Linked DNA regions of Homo sapiens: region 1 is linked to region 2. The links are chromatin loops, found by intact Hi-C in ENCODE. Cell type or tissue: heart left ventricle. All regions are shown on one strand. Links, peaks and the distances in the headings refer to the core of each region. The heading gives the core; the rest is flanking DNA.

The links. Peaks named below come from ENCODE experiments on the same cell type or tissue, not always from the same donor. Only the 100,000 strongest peaks of a DNase experiment are listed, where the experiment ranks them.
Region 1: it touches region 2 in a loop (2.8-fold over the local background); 3 of 110 quality-filtered maps call a loop at or near these places.

The regions. Positions count from the first base shown.
Region 1 is chr6:163,860,361-163,874,772 of GRCh38, reverse strand. No RefSeq gene overlaps it. Among named protein-coding and RNA genes, the nearest start is that of QKI, 450 kb to the right of the region's middle. RefSeq lists an enhancer at 8,457-8,957. In heart left ventricle, for the core only: no CTCF peak of the experiment used is centred there; no DNase peak of the experiment used is centred there; H3K4me3 peaks cover 420 bases.
Region 2 is chr6:163,927,639-163,942,844 of GRCh38, reverse strand. All of the region lies in intron 4 of LOC105378102 (a long non-coding RNA gene), which reads right to left. Among named protein-coding and RNA genes, the nearest start is that of QKI, 520 kb to the right of the region's middle. RefSeq lists an enhancer at 1,423-2,114. In heart left ventricle, for the core only: no CTCF peak of the experiment used is centred there; a DNase peak (open chromatin) is centred at 7,264.

The sequences.
Region 1 (14,412 bases), core at 9,413-14,412, 73 kb after region 2:
AGGGCTGCAGGAGGGGGATTTGGGTCCTGGTATGGTTTCACTGTGTCCCCACCCAAATCTCATCTTAAATTGTGGTTCCCATAATCCCCATGCATCATGGGAGGGAGCTGGTGGGAGGTGATTGAATCATGGGGGCAGTTTCCCCCATGCTGTTCTCATGACAGTGAGTGAGTCTCACAAAATCTGATGGTTTTATAAGCATCTGACATTTCCCCTGCTGGCCCTTGACCATCCTGCAGCCCTGTGAAGAGGTGCCTTCCACCATTGTAAGTTCCTTGAGGCCTCCCCACCCATGGGGAACTGTGAGTCAATTAACCCTCTTTCCTTTATAAATTACTCAGTCTCGGGCAGTTTCTTACAGCAGCGTGAGAAGAGACTAATACAGGTCCGCAGCAGGGTTATGTTCTAAGATGGAAGAGACTTGAACAGCTTTAAATCCTGCAGAAAGAAATTGTGAAAATATGGGCAAGCAAAGACATAACAGTTAGATTGAGATCTCTGAGAAGGAGGTGGGGACCAGCCCTAGAGAAAGACCTCTCTTCGGTTGTTAGGAAGGGAGGGGGCATTTTGTCCCTAAAGTGGCAAGATTAGCTATTTCTCATGTCCTCTTTCCTCTGTGATAACTACTAAGAGTAAAGGAGGAGGGAATGTGAAGGGATGGAGGCTTAAGGGAGTGGAGAAAAGCAGAAGAAAGGGCAAATGGGTGAGCAGGCAGGGATGCATGATGAGATGAGATTTTGATCCGGGAAGCTCTGGGCCCAACCCGCTCTGCGGAGTATTTCACTAAAAGAGTTCTATTTCAGACACTTTTGTGTGAAGTTACTACATGTTCATCTTAAATTTTCTAAGATACTACTTCTGAATCCAAATTCCTTCCTTCTGTATCTCTGAATTACATGTTTGTTTTCATCTTATGGCAGAATATTTGGTTCTAGATGCAATTGAGGACCATGTGAGTCATGAAAGCTGCAAGCCTTCACACCACAACATGAAATGGTCACATTTGTGGATAGCGACTGTAGCAACAAGATAAAGTAGAAAAAATATTGTATTACACTGCGGCCGCACCCTTCTTACACACACATATAAAGTGCATTTTCTGAAAGGAGCTCACGTTTGAAAGTCAGACTCCAGTTCAAATCCAACACTAGTCGGGTAACACTGCACATGACATATGTATCTGATCATCAGCTTCCTACTCTGAAAATAGGGGAATAAGGCCAAGTGTAGTGGCTCATGCCTGTAATCCCAGCACTTTAGGAGGCCGAGGCGGGTGTATCACAAGGTCAAAAGATGGAGACCATCCTGGCCAACATGGTGAAACCCTATCACTACTAAAAATACAAAAAGTAGCTGGGCATGGTGGTGTACCCCTGTAATCCCAGCTACTTGGGAGGCTGGGGCAGAAGAATCACTTGAACCCAGGAGGTGGGGGTTGCAGGGAGCAGAAATCGCACCACTGCATTCCAGCCTGGCAATAGAGCGAGACTCTGTCTCAAAAAAAAAAAAGAAAAAAATACAGGAGAATAAGATCAAATTTTCAAAGTATCTATGAAAAGAAAATATAAAGTCTTGAACAATGATGAGTGTACAGTAATAGTGGACCCTCTAATTTATTTATAGTGCCATCACCATCATCCTTACTATCCTTGAAATCTAGACTTTAATGTTAATTGTATCAGTAATTAACCATGTGACTCTTAGGCAAGTGATGTAACCTCTTCGGATCTCTTTAATTTTTCCAACATAAATAGAGCAGGTTTGAGTAGAAAAACTCTAAGGATTTTCTGAAGTATAAAATTTGGTATTTATTTTCAATTAGAATTTTACAATATTGAATCAGCTATTACTAATTTTGGCACTTCCCCATCTTCCTAAACATAGAATTTTGGCTAGAAACCAATATAAATTTCTCTTCATTACCATTTTCCAAGTCTGTAATATGGTAACTTTATTTTAAACCTCTAGGTGAAATCCTGCTTTTTCTGTTTGTTTTGTTTTTAATATGCATTTCTGTGGCTTATAAAAGTAGAAAAAAAGTCCTGCAACAGACTAGTGTTCTCCTGAACACAGGCAAAACAAAAGGAAAAAGAATGTTTTCCAAAATCTGAAATATGAGATGTATGCTTTTATAGATTACTCTTGGGAAGTTAAGACGTTATCTTTAAACTGAAATACGCATTCCTAAGCATGAGGCAATTACGCATTTAAATCTACTTAACTGGTCATGAATGTTGGCAAATTGCTCAACATCAGAGATGATCCAAGTTCTCAGGATGATATATCTGCTGCTGGCAAACGTGGGAATCTGCCGGAAGCCATGACATCTTCGTTGTAAATTTCAACAAAATAAAAATACCTAAATGTGCCTATATTTGTTCTATTTTTATAAAAGCCCATGACATACTATTTGGGGAAAAACACAGTTGCAAAACCACATATTTAGAAAGATACACATACTCACATACCTGAACGCTCATGTAAGCACCCATACGCTCAACTTCATCCGAGAATATCAAGGTGAATTCACCCCAACTACTAATATTGCTACATGTGAAATATGGAAAGGGAAAGGGGTGGGTATTTGAGGGAACTGTCTCTACATGTTTTATACTGCACACATTTGCATATTAAAAGGTTTTATTTTATCATTTTAAATAAGTAAAGCCTAATTGACAAATCCATATAAGCAATCTTGTTCCAACTTAAAAGTGATTTATTAAAAGATTATATAAAAAGAAAAAGCAGTTGATGACATATTTTATAATGTTAAAAGCCATCCCCATTAGGATTCCAAAGCTGGCCTAGTTCTATCAAAATTTAGTCCACAGTTTATGAAATTACTACATGTGAGATGCTTTGCTAAAGACCTACATGCCTGAAAGCCTTTCATCCTTACACAAACTACATCTGTGAGATGAGAATTATTGGCCTCATTTTCATATGAAGAAACTGAAACCCAGGGAGATTAAGTGTTCTTGCCAAAGTCTCATCATTAGAAAAGAGTAGACTTAAGATTTGAACCATGATCTTACCCATCACACCCTATAACCTGTCTGCCTCCCTCACACTTTGCATTTTAGAAAAAAAAAAACTTGGTATACATTGGCAAAATTTCATGAAGTGTTGAAAGCTCTAAGAATAAAACGATATTGCTGTGATCAATTCTCCTACAGAGAAGTTAAATGCTGATTAGCCACTTACTCTAACACGTTACCACAAATTGTTGCTTTATGCCAACAAGCATTTTATGGACCTAAACTTTGCCAAAAGCAATCACTGCAGACAGCAAGATGGATGTAGAAGATGGAAAGAATCATTGAGTCTTCATCTCCATAAAGCTAGCAGAGGAGCCAAAGTGAGTTAACCATTTGATGGGCTGACGTGTGTACATCAGTTCCAATCGTTTAGACTGCAACCCTACCCCCTGAGATAGGAACCATAAGCTTTTACTTTATATATACTCTACAAGCCCCCACAAAATGATGCCTTCAATCCTTCAATAATATGTGTTGTTCAAGGTTCAGTCTGAATGAATGAATACTCTTTGGATGCAGTCGCCAGAAAATCCAACCCAATGTTGTTTAAACACGTATGTATGTAAGTTAAAAGCTCGGGGTATGACTTGAGCCAGAGGCTTAAATACACCAAGACTCACTTTCTCTTCCTTTTGCTCTTGGCTCCATTTCCTCTCTGGGAACCTTTCTCAGACAGTAGGTCTTGGATTTGTTGTTGTTGTTGTTTGTTTGTTTTTATTTTTGTTGTTATTTTTTTGACAGGGTCTTGCTCTCCCACCCAGGCTGGAGTGCAGTGACGCCATCATGGCTTACTGCAGCCTCGACCTCCTGAGCTCAAGTGATCCTCCCACCTCAGGCTCCAGAGTAGCTGGGGCTACATGCATGTGCCATCACGCCTAGATAATTTTATTTTTGTAAAGATGGAGCCTCATGATGTTGCCCAGGATGGTCTCAAACTTCCAGATTCAAGCAGTCCTCCCACCTCAGCCTTCCAAAGTGCTGGGATTACAGGTTTGAACCACCATGCCCGCCCAGACAGTAGGCCTTTTGTAGAGACAAGTATGTGTCTACAGTTTCTTACACCTATCCAAGTTCGAGTCCAGAGATCACTGGAACCAAAGTCTGGAGATTCACTGTGATTGCATCAGTTTAGATTACATGCCTTCCCCAAGCCAGTTATTATGGGAAAACGTGCTGTGTGCTCAGCTCAAGCCTGGTCACATGTGCCCCTTCTGGAACCACGGTCAGAGCCAACTGAGATCGCATGGAGGGGTTGTTGAGAGGGGTTCACTTTCACATGAATGTGAGGATCTGTTACTGAAGAATGGTGGAAGACACACCTGAAGGCAGACAATGTATTCCCCACCTGCCCCAGGCATGGAAGCGTTGCCTGCTGAGTCTGTGATATGCCTTGAAAGATCTCCCAAGCATCAGGTGACATCTGGTTCTCAGTCCAGCCATCGCCTCACAGTGGCACTTGCAACAGGCCACTCCCCACCAGGACCACACCACTAATGCTGGTTCAAAATGGTTTCTCTACTTCTTCTCAGACTGTCCCATAGACCAACCTGGGGACACCTGGTTTCCTGCCCCAGGCTCTGTGTCCCAGCAGCTGTGGCAGGGTGACCTATCTGACCATGGCTGTGGTAGGAGACCCTCATTGCTTCCCAGAACTGATTTCTTTCTGTAGTGGATAAGAGGATGGTAACTATTGGCCAGGCGCAGTGGCTCACACCTGCAAACCCAGCACTTTGGGAGGCAGAGGCAGGTGGATCGTTTGAGGTCAGGAGTTTGAGACCAGCTTGGCCAACATGGTAAAACCTCATCTCTACTAAAAATACAAAAATTAGCCAGGTGTGGTGGCGGGTGCCTATAATCCCAGCTACTTGGGAGCATGAGGAACAAGAATCGCTTGAACCTGGGAGGCAGAGGTTGCAGTGAGCTGAGATCACGCCACTGGACTCCAGACTAGGTGACATAGGGACTCCATCTCAAAAAAGAAAAGAGGACGGTAACTATTTAACCTCACCTCTCCAGGTAGAGAGAGAAATTGGGGGAGGGGAGGGCAGGGCATAGAGGCAGGAAGGAGGGAAAGGAAGAATTAGGTTAACTCAACCCCTTTCCATGGGCAGATATCCCCTCTCCATGACCAGATGTCTGTTTCCTTCAGGGGAGAAGAGAACCAACTTAAAAACTGGATGTAAATTAGTGGACCATCAAAAAAGAAATTCTATCCTGGAAAAAAAAAGCTCTAATTAATTTTATTTTCTTCAATTCTCCAAAGGTGAACAAGTTATAGGTGACAATAAAAAGGCTCATGATGGAGAAGTCCAATCTGTCGGCTTCTCATTGCCAATTTCTATTCTCTGACCTAAAGGGATAAACGTAGTTGGGTGTGGTGACTCTCATCTGTGACCCCAGCACTTTGGGAGGCCAAGGCAGGCAGATTGCTTGAGCCCAGGAATTCGAGACCAACCTGGGAAATATGGTAAAACCCTGTTTCCACAAAAAATACAGAAAATCAGCCAGGCGTGGTGGCACACACCTGTATTCCCAGCTACCCGGGAGGCTGAGGTGGGAGGATCACCTGAGCCCAGGAGGTTGAGGCTGTAGTGAACTGTGATTGCGCCACTGCATTCCAGCCTGGGTGACAAAACCAGACCTTGTCGCAAAAAAATTAATTAATTTTTAAACTAATCTTTAATCAAAAAAATTAACTAATTAAAAATAAAGTGAGAAATGTCAGTTTTCTTCTCCACCTATCATTTGCTAAAACTTTCAGAGTTTGTTGTCTTCAAAATTTCAAGCTGTCCTGGCCTAAAGATGAGTCCCTTTAAAATCTAAAGAGGAAAAACATCTACTTCCACCCTATGAAATGCTACCTGTAGACTACACTGGAGAAATTTTCCTTTGTTTTATTATTAATAATTTTTATACAAATATAAACATGAAATGACTTTTTTGTCAAATAGTTATTTTCACTGAAAAGAAATGGAAAGCAAATACTTCAAACAAAACATGTGATACTTTTTTTTTTTTTAGAAGACTAAGTAAACTATAGAAGCCCCTCAGGCCCTGCAGGTTTCCAAATTTAATGGCTAAATACATCTAGAGTCATATACATATGGCTAAAAATATCTAGGTATTGTGCATGTACGTGTAAACCTTGAAGTGTCGTTCATATCAGAAATAGTGTAACAATAAAAAGATGAATGCCAAAATATCATCCTCAGAATTACTCATCTATAAGTAGGTTCGATGTGAAACTAAATAATTTTGTTTTCTCATAAAGGAAATCCCAAAGAGGAAAATAGCAGAAGACAGAGATTATGCAAAGGAACTATCTACGTTGTTTCTCTCTGAAACAGAAATGCTTTCTTTGGTCATTTTTAACAGAATTGGTACTTTGTGCAAGTATTCAGATATCAGAATTAACCAGATTTGCCAAGGCTCCAATATCATATTTTGCTTTGAAGACCAGTTCTGGGTGAGGTGTTCTTGCACCCACTCATTTCCTAAAAGACATTTTTTTTCCATTTCACTCCCGTCATTTTTAACTGAATAAATTCCTGTTTCAACTGTGACGCTTCTCATTGCTCTTAGTGTGGCGCTGAGCCCCTCCCGTGGCCTCCCTGCTCTGGGGGTCTGGCCCACACCTCCGGTGCCTCCTCCAGACCCCTCCCCAGCTCCTCACCCAGGCCCCTGCCCCTCTCGCTCACAGCCAGCCATCGCCTGGAAAGGAAACCGGGGGGTGTGTTTTTTAGAATAAATTTGTATTAAGAGCCCTATGACTTTTTTTTTAGAATTGGAACCAATTTTAATTTGTCTTACTGTTCACATGTTCCACTGAAGCGATCGCAGCTCTCTCGCCTGGTCTCAGTATTTGTAAACGTAACAGCAAAGGCATATGGGGTTGAGTAAAACCACGTAGCTGCCCCCGTGTTCCCGCCTGGGAGTTCTGTCTGGAGACTTCGTCTGGGTATTCACAGCAGCGTAGGTGGCAGGTAGTTACAGCTCAAAGGTGTTGGAGCCTTTGTTGCCTCAGACCGTCCTGCTGATCCCGTCAGGAGCCCTGTCTGTTTCTACCGTGTTTAACCAAAGTCTAAAGCGCCCACGAGGCCGAGGCCCCTGTCCTGAAGGCGCCCCCGGTGGAAGCTGCACGTCGTCTTTCGGTCTGAGGGTCCCAGACTTCCCATGAGAGAGGACAGGCAGAGGCGCGGCTCTCGGGGGCCCACCCAGATTCAGACGGGAAAGAAGAGGGGCTGGAAGGAGGTAACTTCCCCGCAAAAAACGCACGCCGGTCCCCTCACACCAGGAGGAATGGCAGGAAGGTGCTGAGAGTTGGCAAGTTTCAATTTTCCAAAGCAGCTATTTCAATAATTCTGTTGATGGCGATTGAGAGTCCTCAGTTCTTGTCTCCTTCGTTTAAAAACATTTAAAACCAGAGAGACACAGCAGTAGAGAAAGGGTAGGAGGCAGCTTATTGCAAGGGAGAAAGGACACTGATAGCTAAGTGTAAAAGGGAAAGGACCCCGAATAAGTCGGAGCGGCGGATTGAGAGGTGAGACAGCAAACAGGGGAGGCTCCCTTCACGGGGGTCCTCCGGGATTCTTCATAAGCAGGTGGGAAGCAGCATGGCTGGTGAACATGTTCTGGGTGATCCTCTGGCTGCACAGGCACAGCAGCTGCCCCGGCTTGTTCATAAGTTGCATGTCTCATTAGCATCTTTTGATTGTCTTTTTTTTTTTTTTTTTTTTTTTTTTTTTGAGACAGTCTCACTCCTGAGACTCCCAGGCCGGAGTGCAATGGCGCTATCTCGGTTCACTGCAACCTCCGCCTCCTGGGTTCCAGTGATTCTCCTACCTCAGCCTCCTGAACAGCTGAGGTTGCAGGCACCGGCCACCATGCTCGGCTAATTTTTGTATTTTCAGTAGAGACGGGGTTTCACCATGTTGGTCAGGCTGGTCTCGAACTCCTGACCTTAAGTGATCCACCCACCTCGGCCTCCCAAAGTGCTGGGATTACAGGCATAAGCCAAGGCACTCGGCCATCTCATTAGCATCTTAAATCTCCACACAGGAGTGTGTTTTTTACTATTCTAATGAGCAAAGGGTCAGCCTGAGGACAGGTAAAATTAAAAGGAGCCCACTCCCTACAGGGGAAATTCCTTATTGGAGGTAGCTGTGCTTGAATGAGCTGGGCTACAACGCAAGGCTGCAGCTAATGGTGTTGACGGTGTGGTCGCCCAGGTGGCTGGACCCGAGGACATAGTTACTTCCTTGACTACCTATGGAGAGGAGAGCACAGGGACTCCTGACCCAGAGCAGCCTCAGGGACACGGGAAAGCAGCTCAGGAAGGCATCGCTCTCCCCAGCAGGAGGCAGGCAGAAGCAGCCCACACCCCACAGCCACGGTGAGAGGAGAAAGCCAGCCAACCTGTCATCCAGGACTCCAGGGAAGAGCCAGGGCAGACTCTGGCTGCCACGCAGGGAATGTATGTCCCCTCCGCTCCCTGGATGTGTGAAGAGGAAAAGAGAGTTCCCTGCAACACAGGAAATCAGAACCTCCAAGTGCCTGTTCTCTGCTTTGAGGTCTCTCCACACAGAATGAGCACAGCATATCACAGCCGATCAAGACCCAACCATCTCCGGTGCACCAGAATTTAAGGCTAAAACAGGATTGAGGCCAGGCGTGGTGGTTCACGCCTGTAATCCCCAGCACTTTGGGAGGCAGAGGGAGTGGATCACTTGAGGTCAGGAGTTCGAGACCAGCCTGGCCAACATGGTGAAACCCCATCTCTACTAAAAATACAAAAATTAGCGGGGCGAGGGCACCTGTAGTCACAGCTACTTGGGAGGCTGAGGCATGAGAATTGCTTGAACCCCAGAGGCAGAGGTTGCAGTGATGCAGTGAGCCAAGATCATGCCACTGCACTCCAGCCTGGGCGATAGAGCTAAAATTCAGTCTAAAAAAAAAAAAAAAAAAAAAAAAAAAAAAAAAAAAAAAAAGAAAGAAAAAACAGGATTGAGAAGCTCCATCCTATGGTAAAAACTAGGACTGAAGAAACAAATCTGGCCCAGCAGTCTGATTGATGAATGGATGAATGAATTGTAGTTCAGCTTGGGAGACTCAGTAGTTAACATATGTCAGCATTTATTGGTGAGAAGGAAATTATGGGGACAGGATGTAAGATGGAATCAGAAAGAAGAATTTAGTGTGAAACAGGAACTTAAACAGTGCCAATAAATCAAAGAAATAAACTAGGAAGAAACACCACAAAAAGTTCAAGCAACCCCATTAATAGGGAATGAAATACTAGAAGCCAGAATAACTGAGTTATCCCAGAGAGGAAATCACATGTAAGGATGAATTTACAGAACCGTCCTGAGTGATAGAGTGAAAGATACAATGAAGCTTCAAATAGGTGGAAAATACAGAGATACAACAAATATTCGCAACAGGACGGTGATTGTCAAAGCAAACCGTGCCTCACCTTATCAGACATTCCTGCTCCTCATTGATTCTCTCAGGTAATAGGCAGTCAGACTGCTGTTATTTAAACAAAATGGAAATCAGTTCACCAGGAAACCATACTTTCAGGGCTACAGAATAATGTCCTATCAGTGACTTCACTGGGAAGCCACAATAAGTCCATGTAAAAATGGAAAGAGGGGCCAGGCACAGTGGTTCATGCCTGTAATCCCAGCACTTTGGGATGCCAAGGCGGACAGATCACTTGAAGTCAGGAGTTTGAGACCAGCCTGGCCAACACGGTGAAACCCCGTCTCTATTAAAAATACAAAAAATTAGCCAGGTGTGGTGGTGGCTGCCTGTAATTCCAGCTGAGGCAGGAGAATCACTTGAACCTGGGAGGCAGAGGTTGCAGTGAGCTGAAATCATGCCACCTCACTCCAGCCAGGGCGACAGAGCATGACTCTGTCTCAAAAAAATACAGAAAGAGGCCAGGCGCAATAGCTCATGCCTGTAATCCCAGCACTTTGGGAGGACGAGACAAGAGGATCACTTGAACCTGGGAGTTTGAGACCAGCCTGGGCAACATAGTGAGACCCCATCTCTACAAAAAATTTCAAAATTAGCTGTGTGTGACAGTGGCTGCCTGTATTATCCCTGTACTGGGGAGGCTGAGGTGGGAGGATTGCTTGAGCCCAGGAGGTCGTGGCTGCAATAAGCTGTGATTGTGCCACTGCACTCTAGCCTGGGCAACAGAGTGAGACTTTGTAAAAAAAAAAAAAAAAAAAAAAAAAAAAGGAAGAAAAAGAAAAAAGAAAAAAATAGAATGAGAAACAGAAGCAGGTAGTGAGGAAACCCGCTTACCAGGGGCTGTTTGCTTGAGTCCCGGGGAAAGACCTCGGCTGAAGGAAAAAGAGCTGCAGGGGCCTGCCCCAGCGCTTCCTGGAGGGGAATTGCACGTGTGGCACAAAAGCACACTGCTTAGACTGTGCCCCGGGCAGCCACTCGTGCCCATGAGGAAAGAAGGCGTGGAGGTGGCTTCCTGCTCTGGAAATGCACTGGCTGTGTACCGCCCACTAGCTCCATACTAGCAGCTACTGAGCACCTGAACCCCGGCTATTTGAATTGAGATGTGCTGTGTGTGTAAAACACACACTGGAACTCGAAAATATTTCAGTGACACTTTATATTGATTAAAAATTTAAATGATAATGTTTTGGATCTATGGAGTTAAGAAATATATATTATTAAAATTAATTTCGCCTATTTTCTTTTGCTTTTTTAATGTGGTTAGTACAAAACTTTAAATTTATGTCTCTCGTTATATTCCTGTTGGACAATGCTGGTCCAGAACAGAATTTCACAGGTGAGTAAGGCCATTGTCCCTGCCTTTTGGGGAACACTTGCTGGCACAACAAAGCAGCCGCTCTGGGCCGTAGGAGTGGCCTTCTCCCAAGGCTCTGGAGGCAGCCCCTCTCCTGATGTCAAAGCGAGAGGGGGAGGGCGTCCTGGATGCCGGCACTGTGACTGCAGGTGGCCAGACAACAGCAGCACAGTGGGACAGTGGCCCTGCACCTGCAGGGTGGCAGAGGCAAACCCCTGCCCCAGGACCAGGAGGATTTAGATCACCCAGCCATGTGACTCTCAGGGAAACCCAAAATTGGGGAAGGAGCCTGAGCCACAAAACTGCTCTGCCATTGCTGTGACCGCAACACTCTTCTATCTCCCCATGAGTGTGGAGTGGACGAATGACAGTTATTCAAAAAATCATACATCCTCAGCCGGGCATAGTGGCTCATGCCTGTAATCCCAGCACTTTGGGAGGCCAAGGCGGGTGGATTGCCTGAGCTCAGGAATTTGAGACCAGCCTGGGCAATACGATGAAACCCCGTTTCTACCAAAAATACAAAAAACTTAGGCAGGTGTGGCGGCATGCACCTATAATCCCAGCTACTCGGGAGGCTGAGGCAGGAGAATCGCTTAAACCCTGGAGGCAGAGGTTGCAAGTGAGCGGAGATCGCGCCACTGCACTCCAGCCTGGGTGACAGAGTGAGACTCCATCTGGAAAATAAATAAATAAATAAATAAATAAATAAATAAATAGTCCTCATTTGGTGACCTAGTCAGAGAAAAACAGTGAATCCTGAAAACCTGGCCGGAACAACAGAAATTTACTGTCTCAGCTCTGGAAGCTCAAAGTCCAAGATCAAGGTGTCTGCAGGGTTGGTTCCTTCTGAGGCTGCGAGGGAGCATCGGTTCTGGTTCTCTTCCCTATCATCTAAATTTTCTCTGTTTTTTACAAGGACACCAGTCACACTGGATTAAGCACACACACACACATACCACCCCCACCCCACCCCGACTCCCCGCCACATCATTCATTAGGACTTCATTGTAACCTGATTCCCTCTGCAAAGGCCCTGTCTCCAAATACAGTCACATTCTGACCACATTCTGGGGTCTCCGGACTCCAACATATCACTTGTGGGGACATAATTTAATTCCTATGAAGGCAGAAACACAGTAGTCTATTTGAAATCACTCAACTGTAGGCATCTTTAACACTTCTGCATCTCAACCCATAAAACTCAGATGTAAAGAATTGTAATTTTTCAAAAGAATGTTTCTGTATTAGTCAGGGTTCTGTTAGGGGACAGAACTAATAGGAAATACATATATATGAAATATATATATAAAATATAGATATATTTATGTAGAACCATCACAGTTTTTACAACTTAATATCAGCTAAAGTTTTTACAGCTTAGACAAATCAATGAACCCTCAACTGTCTTCCCATGTGGCGTCCTGATTTCAAGGGCTCGCATAGTGCAAAGAGCTTTTATTTCTGGGTTGGGTGGGGAGCTAGATTTTTATCTTTAATGTTTTCTATCCAAAGGGCCATCTTCTGTGCCATCGATTGTCCCATGTGAACTTCAGTCATTGATCCACCGGAGTCTCCACTGAGCCCTCTTCATTGTCATCTTCCTGCCCCTGAGGGCCGAAGGCTCCCTCTGCTTCCTCGGACTCCCTAAGCACCAGGTTCGTGCCTGGTTTCTGTGCCACGCTGGGGACATGCTTCCCGGCAATGCCTCCTCCCTCCTCCATCCCCTCCATCCAGAGTGTCCACTCCATCCCCTCTCCAGAGTGTTGCTCCTTCTATGGAATCAGATGCAGGGCCGGTGGCAGGTCGGGGGAGAGGGATATTCTGTTGCTCCCACACTCCTCACACTTCCCTGAGCCTCTCTCTGGACCCTCCCAACATCATGGCTTTCTTCACTTCAGCTGCATCTCACAAGTTCAGTCCACAAAAATCTCAGCTGAAGAAGGGAAGCCATTTCTGACTCAGGGCGTTTCCCCCGTGTAACTTTTCCACACTTGAAGGGCCTTTGCCAAGTGTCTAGACTTCTGGAACACATAAGCCAGGAGAATGCAAGATTGCCATGTGGCCTACAGCATCTTGGAATGAGACTGGAAGTGTGGGATGCCCATCTGCTTGGCCAGGACGTGGGGGTGTCGAAGAGAAAGAGGAGCTGTGCAAACCAGCAGGAGGAAGAGCCCATTTATGCGCCTCGCCTTGATAAAACAGACTAAACGAGAGACAAATATGCATTCTTTTTGTTAAAAATTGATCTCGATGGTATAAGAAACTATTTAAGTTCATTATACAAGTGTGCCTAAAACTGGTATAGATTTTATTATTAATTCAGTGAAACTTCATTAATTCGAACTTTAAGAAAAAACAATTTCATAGCTCTTAGATAACAAAATAATCCTGACATAGTTTAAAAAGTATTCACTAGCAGAATTTCATATAGGCTCTGCTACCTGAATGGATGCTGCGTGAGTACTTCAAAACCTTTCCTTTCCTTGGCGTTTAACCATTCCCCAGGTAAGCTTGGCTTATCCACTGAGCAAGTCCTCTTATTACAGATTGTACAAAGATGAACTTGGTTCTGACGGTGTTGGATTTAATACATATTCCAAATTATCAATGATCCAATGATCAAATGATTGAATCCAGTTGTGTCTGCTAGTCTAATTGCTTTACTCTCTATTCAATTACTGATTTCTGGAAGTGGTAGAATCGTCACCAATTTTGAAGTTGTTTCAGTTATGCCACATGCGGCCAATATATTCTCACAAGGCAGAAATTTCTCTCTATACCAGAAATGAAGATTTTACAGAGTGGTGAGTAGGCTTCAGATCTTTCAGCACCAAGGGGTTTGCCTAATAAGAGTGCTTAGCCAACCAAAGGGAAGATGATTGCAGAGTGATGAAATATTCAAGACGACAAAACAGCTACACACAGAAAGCAATAGCATTTGCCAGATAAGGGGATCCTTTCTCCAGGCTTAGTCAAGATAGTTCCATCTCTGGGAGGCAGCGCCCCAGCCTGGGAGCAGATAAACCGTGGTCCAGAACACCTCCCTGGGGGCCTCCTGCCCTCACTTGCTGCTCTGGGGAGTGCCGGCTTCCCATTAAGATCCCAGTGATCTTTGAAGTGCCGCATCGTTTAGGCTTCCTGTATAACTAAATGAGGTTTCCGCTCCCTGTAGCCCTGGTCATGTTCTGTGCAGAGCAGATACTGGGCGCTGGCTCAGGGAGGAACACGGCCATAAATCATTCAGTGTCAGAGCCTTTTCAAGTCAAATCCCTCAGCTCTCAAGCCCATCACTCACAGAAGGTTCTGGGAGCGTCAATTATGGAAATGCCTTCCAGTTAAGATTAGAGGTACATTTGGTTATTCATTTACTTTCCATTCCCAAATTGCAGTAACTATTTCAGGAATGATTTTTGCAGTATCCTGTTTGGTACAATTTTCTAATATGAAGAGAATTCTAAAAATAAACATAAGCTATATATGCAGATTTTTGTGGTTTTTGACCCACGAATGCATCAGTTGAAAACAATTCTTAATACT
Region 2 (15,206 bases), core at 4,327-9,326:
ATGAATCTATTACTCAGAAGCTGCCCTGCAAAACATTTTAACACATAAATCCTCATCATTTTGCTAAGTGTTAGAACTTTTTTTTTAATGAAAGAAAAGGCATATTTTTTAACACTGTTCATAAATCACCACTAAAATATTTAGTACTACAAGTTTTTGAGGTTTCAAAGGCACTCCTTTCTTTAAAAGGTTTACAGAATGCTTCAAAGTCTACCCAGGCAAAAACTCCCTTGTCATTCACAGGCAAGCTTTCAGATTCAAAGACGTTTGCATTTTGTTTGTAAGTATTTATTTAGGAGATCTGCAATTCATTTTCTTTTGCAAGATGAAAATGTCAATTTTCATCATTTAAATTCAAACTTGTAAAAAAAAGTTCAGCCTATTTATGTGTAACTGAGCTGCAATCTTACCATTTTGAAAGGTTTCTTGGACTATACGGCATGAAAGGAGTTATTAAAGATTGAAAGCCATTTAGAGCTTTGGTGAATAAGAAATATGATTTGTCCATCAAAGCTAGAAATCATTTTTAAATCCATCTCTTCCCTCATTCACCTCCCTCATGAATATAATGCCTTTTTATCACAAAGATGTTAGGACATTGGCATCGGTGTTGATTCTTTGACATCCTCCCAACTCACCTGTTCTGTCCTCCCCCATAGAATTGTTCAAGATCCACTTAAAACATTATTTCTCAAAATGTGAAGCAGATGCAAACCCTGGGCTTGTTGCTTTACTTCCTGGGTCACTATTACATACTCTCCTCCCTTTCCTCCTCTCCCCCAACTCCCCTCCCTTCCCGTCCTTCCCAGAAAGAGGCATTGAGTCAGGATGCTCTGAAGACCAGAGCAGATCAGTAACTAGCAATAATTGATAGTAACTGGTAAAGGGCTTCTCCCACACCCACTGGAAATGAACCTTCATTTTCGCTATTCTTCAGTTCCAAATGTTTCCCACTGCCCTGTCAAAGACACAGACGGTGCGTTTTTCCCTGTAGAGCACCTCCCTTGACCCTGCTCCTGCAGACCTTGGTCTGTGCTTGTCCAGTGAGAGCCGCACCTCCGTGGGGATTCCATGCTAGTGTGGGAAGGCAGGTTAAGGGAGGGCTGCACACACGATGATTGTTGTTAAAAGCACCAGTGTGTTCCCTAGAGGATTTGAAGGGGGAGCAATGGAAGCGTGCCCCTCCTCCTTCTGTCTCCAGGAAGAAAGGCTTCCCCTGGCTTAGAGTGCTCTAGGGCGCTGGGTCCCCTCAGGGTCTTCCTTCTGTGTTCTATGTTCAACCTTCCATCCCCACACCCCAACCCCAGGCCCTGCCAGTTCCCAGCACTGGCCCTGTTCTCCCGGTTACAGGAAAGGCGTCCCAGTCCAGTCCCCAAGAGAGGGTTCTTGGACCTCCCACAAGAAAGAATTTGGGATGAGTCCATACAGGAAAGTGAAAGCAAGTTTATTAAGAAAGTAAAGGAAATAAAGACTGGCTACTCCATAAGCAGAGCAGCAGCATAGGCTGCTCAACTGATTATACTTCTTGACTATAGACTTCTTGATTATATGCTAAACAAGGGGTGGATTATTCATGAGTTTTCCAGGAAACGGCTGGGCAATTCCCAGAACTGAGGGTTCCTCCCCTTTTTAGGCCATATAGGGTAACTTCCTGACATTGCTATGGCATTTGTAAACTGTCATGGCGCTAGAGGGAGTGTCTTTTAGCATGCTAATGCATTATAATTAGTGTATAATGAGCAGTGAGGACGACCAGCTGTCACTTTTGTCACCATTTTGGTTTTGGTGGGTTTTAGCCAGCTTCTTTACCACATGCTGTTTTATCAGCAGGGTCTTTGTGACCTGTACCCTGTGCTGACCTCCTATCTCATCCTGTGACTAAGAATGCCTTAATCTCTTGGGAATGCAGCCCAGTAGGTGTCAGCCTGATTTTACCCAGCCCCCGTTCAAGATGGAGTCGCTCTGGTTCAATCACCTTTGACACCCCTGCCTTGAAACATGGGTAGGTCTCTTGAAGTCCCAAAAAGGTTTTCGCTGGGCTCCACTGCATCTTCTATTTACCTTCTCTAGTCACACATCATAAAAATCATCCCAGAGAAACATCGTTGCCACCAGGGAGTCTCACACTCTCAGGTCCTGGCATTGGAAGGCAGCTGGAGGTTAGCAGAGCCATCCTTCTTTCCTTCCCCTCAGGATAAAATCTTGAGTGGGTGGCCTGAAGTCACATTGCCTGCTCCCTCTCTTTTTCCCTCAGCCTCTGTGGCCTCACTCCCACTCCTACCAGTGCACAAAACCATGTTCCTGAAGGTCTTCATTCTGTTGCCCCCATTACACATCAGAAGCACTTTGCTTTTGTGTTTCCATGATGCTGACATTTTCTGTTGCTTCCCCTACCTCTTTCCCTGATCCTGTTTCCTTTCCTAAGTCCTCATCTCCTTCCTTCTTTCTTCTGTTTTTGCCCTCTGGCCTCACCTCTGCTCATTTAATTTCAACTCCAAGTCCGCATCAGTTAACAAACCTCATCTTTCCTTAAACCTCCTCAGCTTCCCTTCCATACATGCCAATTGCAGCTTCTCCAGGTGAGACATTCCTCACCCACACCTGCATTATTAAAAAGGCCTCCCAACAGGTGAATTCTAAATTCAAAAGTTCAATGGGTTCTAAACAGGAGGCTGACCTAAAGAATGCAAGAATATATGGTCTTTAAGAATAGGGACTATCTTACTCAACTTGAATTTTTAGTCATGCCCAGCACATCATAGAGCCACAAGAAACCCAGGGAAATCCTAGGTTTAGTGGACTCTAAAAGGCATACACGCATTCATTCAAAACTACTCGTCATGTCACTACTGACCAATAGAGACACAGTAGCAAAACACATCAAATGGAGTTTCTACAATTTTTGAAACTCCCAGTCGAATGGAGGCAAAGATATTAAACCAATAATCATTAAAGTAATGAATCATAATAAAATACAAGGTAAAAGCACAAGGTGCAGTGGAAATCGGTAACAGCTGTGGGGAGCACAAAAGCCACCCTTGAGGAGCCTGGGTGGGACCTGAAGAGTTCCGGGGGTGAGTGGGCTGGGTGGGCTATGGGAGCAGCCTTTTGGACGGGGGCTGGAAAGCACCTGGTGGACTAAGGTTTGGAAAACCCGCTGTGAGGCTGAGGGATGATGATAAAGTGAGGCTGTGGTGCAAGGGGAGAGGCCTCGGTCTTCCAGGGAAAGTCGGACTTCACCTAGAACAGAGGGACTCCATGAGACACAGTGCATGATGGTACCTTCCAAGCTCGTTCCTGTGGATTTGGGGTGGGCCACACCACTTCTCTATATTTGCTGCCACAACCTTAAAATCTTCACAATAAATGTAGCGAAACTTAGGGATGACTGGTTGGAATGCAAAGGGTTTGACTTTGTCTGGCTCTGTGTCGCCACCCAAATCTCATCTCGAACTGTAAGCAGGGGAGGGGTCTGGTGGGAGGTGATTGGGTCATGGAGGCGGACTTCCTCCTTGCTGTTCTCATGGTAGTAAGTTCTCATGAGACCCGATGGTTTAAAAGTGTGTGGCACTTTCCCCCGCACACTCTCTCTCCTGTCACCATGGAAAGAAGGTGCCTGCTTCCCCTTTGCCTCCCACCATTGTCAAGCTTCCTGAGGCCTCCCTAGCCATGCTTCTGTGCAGCCTGTGGAACTGTGAGCCAATCCAACCTCTTTTCTTCATAAATTACCCAGTCTCAGGTAGTTCTTTACGGCAGTATAAGAATAGACTGACACAGGCTTGAAATAAGAAAATATTTTACTTTCCCGTTCCACTAACAGGGCAAGTTAACATTGCTATCTAAGACGATCACAGAGGCCAGGCGAGAAGGGGACAACCTTGCACCTGAGCCCTGGGTGATGACGCACACAGAGTTCATGGTGACAAGTCCGTCTGTCTGTGAATTCGTTCAGATCTGACAGCGTCAGGCGTGTCATGGACAGGACAGCCCCAACCCCGTGAGAATCATTTCCTCTTGGGCCTTGGGGAAACAATCCTTTCAAGAAGCAGCTTCTTGAAGCTTGGAAAACATCTAATCAGTGCGGCAGTATGGCAGCAAGACTTCTTGAACAGGGGGCCCCCAGAGCTTTCTGACAATACATTCCGGAGATGCACCTGAGAACCCCTTTGAAAGACAGCACAATTTGACATCCACATTTTGTGACCATGACCTCAAAAACAGGTTCACTCTTACCATTAAAAAAAATGGGGAAAAAAAGCCCTGCTTTACACCTAACTCCTGCACCTACCACCCATAAGTTAATAAATAGAAGATGGCAATATTTTACTTTGACCCCTCACTGAAACAATCTGAGATTATTTTGTTTTTATCAACATCAAATGCACAGCTGCTGCAATCATGTATGACTCAAATATTAAAGGCAACTTTCACCAAATGGTCACACCAGCAAAAGCTTCCTCTACTTCTAATGTCCCTCTGTGGGTTGATTGGGTTGATTGTCCCACAGATAGGTTCTTCCTCATTTAATCAACCAGGATTAGCGTAAGGGTAGGCATTCACATTCATGCTTACTAAAAATAACGTGACAAAAAAGGCTTTGGGATAAGGCTAGCTTCCAGATTACCAAGTTAAATAAGCATGTACCATTACCTTAAATTTGCAAGTACTTTAATGTTTTAAGAATGTTTCCTATGTATTTATCTGGTTCACTAATCATTTATTCAGCTTGTCTGCATGGCCTGTATCCTGAGAAGTTTTGTGAAGTTCAGTGTTACTACGCCATCTTAATTTAATCAGGGTGATGTTTTCAAAGTTATCAACATGCAGATTTGTTAGAATATAGGTTTGGCCACTATCACAGAAACCATAAATGACAGTAGCTTAAATAAGTTGGAAGTTTATTTCTCTCTCATAAAATACTGAGATGAGAGGAACATCCAGCTGGAAGGGCAGCTCCCTCCTCCTGCCTTGTTGCTCTGTCTTCCGTAAGGTTGTGAAAGGAAAACAAATCTTGGGACCCCAAAATCACTAAGCTAAGGAGAAAAGTCAACCTGGGAACTGCTTAGGGCAAACCTGCCTCCCATTCCATTCAAAGTCATCCCTCTGCTCACTGAGATAAATGCATATCTGATTGCTTCCTTTGGAGAGGCTCATCAGACACTCAAAACAATGCATCCATTTGTCTCTTATCTACCTACGACCTGGAAGCCCCCTCCCTACTTCTAGTTGTCCTGCCTTTCCAGCCCAACCACCATACATCTTAACATATTGATGTCTCAGGTCTCCCTAAAATGTATAAAACCAAACTGTGCCCTGACCACCTTGGGGACATGTCACCAGGACCTCCTGAGGCTGTCACAGGCACACATCCTTAACTTTGGTGAAATAAACTTACTAAATTGACTGAGACCTCTCTCGGATATGTGGGGTTCATGACGTACCATGCTCTGCACCAATGCTGGCTCATCCCACATTGGTATCCTGGACAGCAGAAGGGAAGAGGAGGCACCACCTGGAAGCTCCACATATCCCTCTCTGTACACACCACTGGCCAGGACATAGACTTATGGCCAAAATGAGCTGCAAGGGAATCTTGGAAGCATGGGCTGGCTAGGCAGCAGCATGCCTATGTAGAAATTCTAACACGAGTGCAAGATAAGAAGTGTCAACAAAAAGAGTTAGACTCCATAAAATATTTGAAAGATTTACTCTGAGTCAAATATGAGTGGCCAATGGCCCGTGAAACAGCTCTCAGGAGATCCTGAGAACATGTGCCCAAGGTGGTCAGGCTATAACTTGGTTTTATACATTTCAGAGACACATAAGACCTCAATAAATACATAAGATATCAATCAATATATGTAAAATTTATATTTGTTTTGTCAGAAAAGATGGGAAAACTGAAAGCAGGGAGCATCCAGGTCATAGGTGGCAATTTTCTGATTGGCAATTGGTTGAAAGAGTTCATCTAAAGACCTGGAATCAATAGAAGGGAGTATCTGAGTTAAGATACGGGGTCCAGGAGATCTAGGTTTTATCACACAAATGAAGCCTCCCTGCAGCAGGCTTCAGAGAAAATAGATTTTAAATGTCTCTTATCAGACTTAAAGAGTCTGTTTGTCAGTCTTAAGGTTTCTGTTTTAATGTTAATGCTGGTCAGCTATGCCTGAATTCCAAAGAAAGGAAGGGATCATGAGGCATATCTTACCCCCACTTCCCACTGTGGCCTGAATTCATTTTTCAGATTAACTTTGGAATGCCCTTGGCCAAGGGGAGGGCCCATCAGTTGGCTGACATGCTTTGACTTTTATTTTTGGCTTGTAGAAGAATGGATTTAGGGGGTAAAACCAACAATCTGTATAATATTTTTTTCTTTGTAGCTTTACAGCTTTTTATAGTAAAATAAGATTCTGTAGCACAATAACTAAATATTGTTGAATTGTTCAATATTTTGAATATTGAGCTCATGAACCAAATACTGTTTGGAGAGGAAGCACTACTATTTTATCTCCTCCTTTAGCGCATCAAAAACCAGGACCAGAAGACCCGCATCCGTGCCCCTCTCTCCTAGAGTTCGGACATGGTCCCCCTTTCACTTAGGATGAGATCTGTGCTTCTACTACTTGTAAAAAATGACATGAGACAAGGAAAAGAAGTCTGCTACTTAGTTATGGTCTAGGATATACTGAAAACATCAAGAAGAAAATATAAGAGTAGAGAGTCAAAGGTAGAAATCTCTAGGCTATACCCTGAGAGAGCGGAGAACTTCAGATGGGTGAGGATAACACAGAAACCAGGGCCTCTCTTGCCACCACCCCCATATACCCTGATGTCCCCCTTGGGGCTCTGGGAAGAGGTTTTCTTTTTATTTTATTTTATTATTATTATACTTTAAGTTTTAGGGTACATGTGCACAATGTGCAGGTTAGTTACATATGTATACATGCGCCATGCTGGTGTGCTGCACCCATTAACTCGTCATTTAGCATTAGGTATATCTCCTAATGCTATCCCTTCCCCGTCCCCCCACCCCACAACAGTCCCCAGAGTGTGATGTTCCCCGGGAAGAGGTTTACTTTGAGGCTTCTGTGGACAAGACGACCTGCTATTGCAATATGATTTCAGAGAGAGGTCTTGAAGTCAAGCTCTCTGGGGCTATTAGTGCCTTTATGTTATGAGCACTAAGCTGGGAGTCAGAGGCTCTGCTATGCGGGCAGCCAAGGCTGGGCAGAAGGACCCACAGCAGCATCCGGGATGCATAGGCCACGCAGGGGCAGGAAGCAGCTGGGACACAGGAAGCCAGGCCGGGGCTGAGGAAACCAGCTCTGTCCAACCCAGAAGAGAGACCACCAGGGTGCATTTATATTTTTTAAAAATGTCATGGAAAGAAATGCAATTTGAATTTTGTCCCTGACTTTCTCCCACTAGTAAAAGAAAAAAAAAGGATTGTTAAGACAAACAAAGTCCTGTTCTGAATACCATAGTTGCATATAATACATTCCACAAGGTAAATCTGAACTCTTGCCAAAAGTTTGTGAAGAAAATACAGACAGCATTCCACCCCTCAGTTCCCAAGATCTTAAAATGAAACTATTTCCTTGCCTGACTAAGAACAAACAAACAAAAATCCAGAAGAAGACAAAAGAAAAAAATCTTGAGATGAGTGCAATTAAAAACAACGTAATTTTCACATGTCATCTGGTCCTGGAATCACAGTTACTAAGCACTTGAACACCCTTTAGGGTTTCATTCTGTAAAATTTCCTTACTTTCCAATGTATGCAAATTCCAATTCAAAGTATATAAAAACACCTCTTTTTATTTTTTTCTCAGCAGAAATCAAATCTTACAGATACGGGTCCCACTCTATCACTCTTGTTCCTCTTGTAACTTTATTCTCTCGACTTCTCTGTAAACAGCTTGTCTCAGGTCTCCAGAAAACAAAACCATCTTTCCTTTGATCCTGACATATCCACAAGTGAATAAGTTGATTTTCCTCCTTCTTCTCACAACCAGTCTTACTGAATAACTCATCTACTTTTCTTAAGCGCAACATTTAACTCAAACGACCACTCAGGCTCCCACGCCCTCTCAATACACATAGGCTAATCCCTGTCATATCGTCCTCATCACTCTGCGTAGAGTTCTTTCAAGATTTTCCTCAATGGTTTTCAACAAACAAATTCAACAGACCCTTTGAAGACATCCTCCTCCCTAAACTCAGTGGTATTGGATACAACAGGCCAATCCTCTTTCCTGGCATTCTCTGTCTTTGGCAGCCCTGACCTGTGTTCTGAGGTCTCCTCCTTTCTTTCCAGATGCCCCTTCTGTCTCCTTCAGGCAGAGGTTCTGCAAAGATCCATCTTTGATGCCTTCTTGTATCTCTGTATACCCTGTGGCTTCCATGATTTATCTGCTGTGTGTAGAAGAGTCTTTCCAAGTCCTGAAGTCCAGGGTATGTCCCCAGGAGGGACATTGTGGTATCACAGATAGGACCATATTCAGTATTACTACTTTTGCTGAATTGCTCCCCAAAAGATGCAACAATTAATGTTCTCAGCAGCAGTGTTTGAGGTGCCCTACGGCTCTGCCTATACCTAAGCTTGTCATGTCAGAGTTCCAGGTTTCAAATTACATCACACTATTACCTTAATCTGCATTAAATCAAAAGGTTGAACATCCTTTCATATATTATTGGCCATTTAGGTTATCTTTTTTTTAAATTGTGTTTATATAGTTTAATTTTTACTTGGTTTGTTTCGTTGAATTGTTGGATTTCATCATAAACTCTGGATGCTAATCCTGTGTGGATTCTAGGCATTCGCGAATATCTTCTTCCAATGTTCTTAGCCCTTTTAGTCATCTCATTGTAAAGAAGTTTTAATTTTCATAATCTTTTAAGGTTTGTCCTTAGTATATCATATTTAAGAGATCACTTTTTACTATAAGATCAGAAATATGTTCTCCTTATCTTCTGAAAGTTGTACTGTTTTCATTGATTTTGGTGTACAGAGGGAGGTACAGACATAATCTACCTTTCTAAAATATAGTAACCGATTTCCACGATGGTTAGTGAATTTATATCCTTTTCTCTACCAATTTTGTGTGCTGTTTTCTGAAATCTTGCAGTCTAATGCTGGGCTCTCCATTCTCTTCCATCCTTCTATGTTTCTATTCCTTCTACCAACATTACACTGTCCTATGCCTGTTGTTCATACTGGAGTTGTTCCTTGCAGAAACACATCTTCAGCTGGACTTTATCGGAGGGAGTCTTTTGTAACCTTGGATGAAGATATAAAACTATAGCTCTTTTGTGTTGAATTTTATCAGGTGCTCCAGGAGTATTACCAGCCTAGGATCACTTTTTAAATAATTATTTTGCCTTATGGGCTCCTGGACCACATAGGTAATATATATTTCAACCCTATAAGTAGTTCGAGGGCACTGTTATGCTTACAAAAACTTAGAGGAGATTATTTTATGTGCAGAACTTAAGACACATAAGTTCTGTAGTGGCCTCCCTCCCTTGTGGGTACATTTTTAATTGAAACTTTCTACTCTTGCTATAGCCACTTGAGGATACCAGCTTTAAGCTCATGGTCTTAGATCTGACTTCTACTTCATTCATAGTTTCTGGAACTTACTGCTTGATGAGCTCAATTCTGCAATTAAAATATTTTTTATATAATACATATTGTCCAGATTGTCTGGTGATGGATTACTGATGGAGAAATTTCAGATTATTTAATTTGAAATACTGCTGATGTAAAAGTTAAGTGACTTATGCTTAATCTTGAGGCACCCCTCTTCATCCTCATGTCTCTATCTGCCTGATTTGATAATTTCAGCAGAATGACCCGTAAGCACCTCAAAATCAGTTGAACTTCTCCTTCATTTTCCTTCCAAAATAAAGTTCTGTTAATAACATCACTATCTCCAACCATACAGGTTCACTTCAATCTCAGTGCATTTATTGTATGTAAATTATGTGTCAAAGAAAGTGGGAAAAGATCATTGAGCATCCCTTCCTTGCCTCCAAAGCCAATAAATTCCAAACTTAGGTTTAATTAACCTCTGAAATGTCCAATTCCACTGCTTCCTTTCCAGTCCCGTTGCTCATTGAGTCTCAGTGCTTCTCATCCCAACCCTTGGAAGAGCCTCCACTTCCAGATGCTTCTCTTCAAGCAACCTCTCACTCTGGCCACGACTCATCCAGAAGTAGCATTTGGATTCCACCCTTTGCCTCCCCAAATTATCAAACGTCTCTGTGGTTTGTGAAATAGAATTCCAGCTCTTCTACCCAGAGCTTAAATCCCGCCATGATCTGATCCCAATCTACCGTCTGAAGCTAATGCTCCTCTCCATACGGGATCAGCCTCTACACACAAAATAAATGTTCTCCCTCCATGTTACACTTGGGGAGCAATACAGAGAATGAGTTCTGGAGTAAGGCAGTTTGGGTTCAAATGCTGGCTTCATCACTGACACACGATTTGGACAAGACAATGATTCCATCTGAGCCTCATTAGGACGTATTTTCAAGATGTAGCAGATATAATTTGCTGAAGGATTGAGAAAGAGGACTCCAGGTGTATAGCCTGAGCTACAGGAAGGACGCAGTCAGCACTGAGGGCTGTGGAGGGCTGGGAAGAGGAGGCAAGATTAGGAGTTCAGTTTTGAACATGGGAAGTGGGGACATCTGTTGGCACACATCCTTCAAGACCCAGCTTGAACATTGTCTCCTCTGGGTAACTGTCCTTCATTCAGCTTTTTACGATAGTGCAATCTCTGCTTTCCTCCAGCCACTACCTTCTTCCTCACAGTAGAGCTGGTTTATCTGTCTCTATTCTCCTCCCAGACAACAATCTTGCTTGTAAGAGGATTCAGGTCTGATTCATCTCTCTTCCCCTCCCCAATATTTAAGAGACGATTTTACACACAGTAAAAGATCAAATATATTTTTGAAGGAAAGTGAACATGTATATATTTTACTTCATATCGTGAATATCATTAAGTACTTCAAACCAGTGAGAAAATTCATTCTCACAAACTTTAATCCGAACAACAGACACAGCCTCCTTACACAGCAGGCTCTGAAACAGCTCTTCTGAAGGAAACTCTTCTAAAGTTGCTTGGCATTTTCCATCATCTCCTGTAAGAATCTGTGATTACAGATCCTTAGCGCTAACTATTCATTAATAGGAACCTCTGGTTGCTCTTCAATTATGTAATAGAGACAACATGTTTGCCGAGCAAATAAAAATGAGAGTGAATTGCAAAAACAAAAATAAAATACAATATGGACAGGTTGCAGCTCAAGCTTCACATACACATATCTGCAGATGTCTAAGATTTGCAGCATATGTGATGGGGTCCAGGGGAAAATGGGCAGCCCATGCCGAAACCCTTCTGTCTGTCATTTCACTATTACTGTACCACATATATATTTCTGCACAAAAATTTATTATTACTACAAAATCTGGCATTCCTTGTGGAGAAATAGGAATGCTTTTATACTGTTGGTGGGAGTGTAAATTAGTTCAACCATTCTGGAATACAGTGTGGCGATTCCTCAAGGATCTAGAACTAGAATTACCATTTGACCCAGCCATTCCATTACTGGGTATATACCCAAAGGATTATAAATCATGCTACTATAAAGACACATGCACACGTATGTTTATTGCAGCACTATTCACAATAGCAAAGACTTGGAACCAACCCAAATGTCCATCAGTGATAGACTGGATTAAGAAAATGTGGCACATATACACCATGGAATACTATGCAGCCATAAAAAAGGATGAGTTCATGTCCTTTGCAGGGACATGGATGAAGCTGGAAACCATCGTTCTAAGCAAACTATCACAAGGACAGAAAATCAAACAGTGCATGTTCTCACTCATAGGTGGGAATTGAACAATGAGAACACATGGACACAGGGCGGGGAACATCACACCCTGGGGCCTGTCGTGGGGTGGGGGGAGCGGGGAGGGATAGCATTAGGAGAAATACCTAAGGTAAATGAGTTGATGGGTGCGGCAAACCAACAAGGCACAGGTACACCTATGTATCAAACCAGCACGTTGTGCACATGCACCCTAGAACTTAAAGTATAATAATAAAAAAAAGAACCAATTAAAAAAAAAATCTGACATTCCTTTATCAGCTCCTGCGAGTCTGTGGTATTGCCTGATATCCTCAGTAAAGAGAAAGAGAGTTTTAAACAAAGGATAATGACCACTTTATTACTGAGTGTCTAAGAGCCATGGTGGGTTAGACTGGGAAGATAGGCTCATGCTTGCTGTGTCTGACCCTGGATTTAAAGAGTACACCCCTGGCTCCTACCAGACTTAGGGGTTTTGTTCATTTTTGTCTGTCTGCTTGCTTAACTGATTGCTTGATTATTTAAAGTTTTTTGGAAAATAACAGAGTCAACTATAGTCCTGCTATAAATCGCAGCCACCTTTTGAATGCCCTGAGGAGATTCTGAAAAATACATGTGTCTCTGGGCCCTACCCCAGACCTACAGAATCCGAATCCCTGGAGGAGCCAGGCACCGTGTCAAGCCAGCTCCACAGGTGACTGGAGAGCCCCCGGGTAGGGTTCTGAGCCAAGGTGTTACGTAAGGCAGGCCCATATTCAAATCCTAGCTCTGCCACTTAATAGCTGGATGACCTACAACTAAGCCTCTTAGAATCAGTTTCTTCATCTGCACAATGAGGATTACAAAGCCTACCAGGGCTGGCCTGAAGATTAGAAATTATGAACATAAAGAGCCTGGTATTGTACTCGGCAGTCATTGCCCAGTATTGGTAGCTCCACATCAAGGTTTTCGTGACAGCTTTAGTTATCCATCATCTGCAAGTCTATTTTTAAAGGAGAGCCCTACGGGGCTTCCGCCTCCCTCTGGAGCTCATGTCATATGTCCCTCTGTCTTAGCCTACACTCTAGCCTACCCGGCCTGCTTTCTTTTGCTCAAGCAGAATAAATCCATTCCCACCTGAAGCCTTCTCAGCAGCTCTCCCCGTTCTTACTGTTGACTCCTTCTCCTTATTTTAGTCAGACTCACATGGCCACCGCAGCACTCTATTGCATTACAGACAGCTGGTGTCTCTTGCAGTTCTGATGGCCTACAACTTGCATTACCCTGACTTCTATCTTGACTGTTGACTTCTCCCCACTGGAATAGAAGCTCTACTAGTACTGGGCACTTGTCTGCCTCTTTCTGTGCTCCATTCCCAATACCTAAACCTGGAGTAGAATAGAAACTTAATGAGCATTTCCTGACTAAATCTGTAAACTTGACAAATACTACTCATCCATAATCAATTCCTATAGTCATTTCTTAGACTTATCCCTCAAATTCTGATTATAAATCAAAAACTCATATTACAAATTCCAGGCATTGGGAATTCCTCCACAAATATAAAGAGAAGTCCAGCCATGTTTATATTCAAGAACTCAACCAATCACTTTTGCCAACAATGGTAATTCCAGAGTGCAGGGAAGGGCAAAAGCCACAAAAGCAAGAAGTGAAAGGAGAAAGCTCTCCTTAATTTTCTTCTTTCCTTTATAGCTTCCCTGTAACCTTTTCTTTTCCCACTGCCATCAGGCTTTTATAAACTACAGCAATGCTAATGGGTTTGCAAATGTCATAAGTGGTGCCCCCTGCCATAATGGCAGTGGTTCCTTGCTCGAGACAAGAACACAGCATGACCATGAGGATGCTGTAGGGGGCCCATCAGGACCTCACTGGAACCTTCTAGAGGCCTGCATCAGGAACCCATGCCTTCCAAGCCCACCGCAGCTGTTTGTTAAGCAGTAGCTCGTGGTCATATAGTCAGGATGCTTGGAGAGAACTGAAACCCCTTTGGAAACAGTAGCAGCTCCATACGGCTCTGTAAGAAACTCAGAGACCTGCTCTAGGCTCTCCTGCTAGAGTTCAGGGTCCTCTTGAGATTCAACCTGTGCTCTGGCCAGCAGAGCTAGGGATGAGAGAAAAGGAATTTGCCTTCAAAAAGCGATCTCTCTCTCACTTTCCTTAGTTGTATTTGTGTATTTCTAGTAAATTAGAAAAGCAGTAAAGCCCTTCAGCTTTAGAACCCAATCTGAATGATCACATTCCTAGGGGAGCATTTGGCATCCTGGAAGCATAGGAACCCCTGGCCTTGATTTTGGGCTGCTGTTCAGTCAGAGCAAGGCTTCTTTAGCAATGGAAACCTCCAATTCTGCATTGTGTGTGAGCTGCTTTATACCGATTTTTTTTCACATTTCTTATTGACTTTTTGTCAATTTAATTCTTTACCTACTATTTTTCTCTTATGATACGTCAACGTTTTCTGAATGACTCCTTTTTCTACATTGATTTACTTTTCTGGAAAGACTTCCTGTCTTTTCAACATGCTGCTTACCTATTTTTTTCTTTTATATTTTTTCTTTTATACTTTTCCCTGGTTTACTATAAAACTTTCTTTTCTTTTTATTGGCTTTGTTGGTGTCTGGTTTTAAAGCTTTTCTGGGGCTTTTAAAAGAATAAACTTGAATAGAATTTGGTATTTAATTGTATTCTCATAGCAGGTGGGCGTGTGACAAATGTGGATTTAGGGCCTTTCAGTGGAGGTGGTGGGGAGGAATACCCAAAGTTGGGCCACCCACATTATGTGTTTCATGCAAATAAGTCCTATATGTAGCTTTGTTTCAAACTATCGAGCAAAGCAGCAGGGATTATAAATTGCCCCACAGAAGGTGTCACTTTTCAGGTAGGCATTGATAGATCATTGGCTGGGGAAGAGCTGCCAGATTAAAGAGCAGGGACATGCAGATCACTGGCCTTCATGTGCATAAATGGCCCTAAGGTGTACAGCTGACCTGATGCATATAGCTGACCCCATGCATATAGTTGACCCGATGCATATAGCTGACCCTGATGCATATAGCTGACCCTAATGCATATAGCTGACCTGATGCATATAGCTGACCTGATGCATATAGCCGACCCTGATGCATATAGCTGACGCTGATGCATATAGCTGAGCCTATGCATATAGTTGACCCTGACACGTATAGCTGACCTGATGCATATATAGCTGACCCTGGTACATATAACTGATCCTGATGCATATAGCTCATCCTGATGCATTTAGCCGACCTGATACATATAGCTGATCCCAATGCATATAGCTGACCTGATGCATATAGCTGACC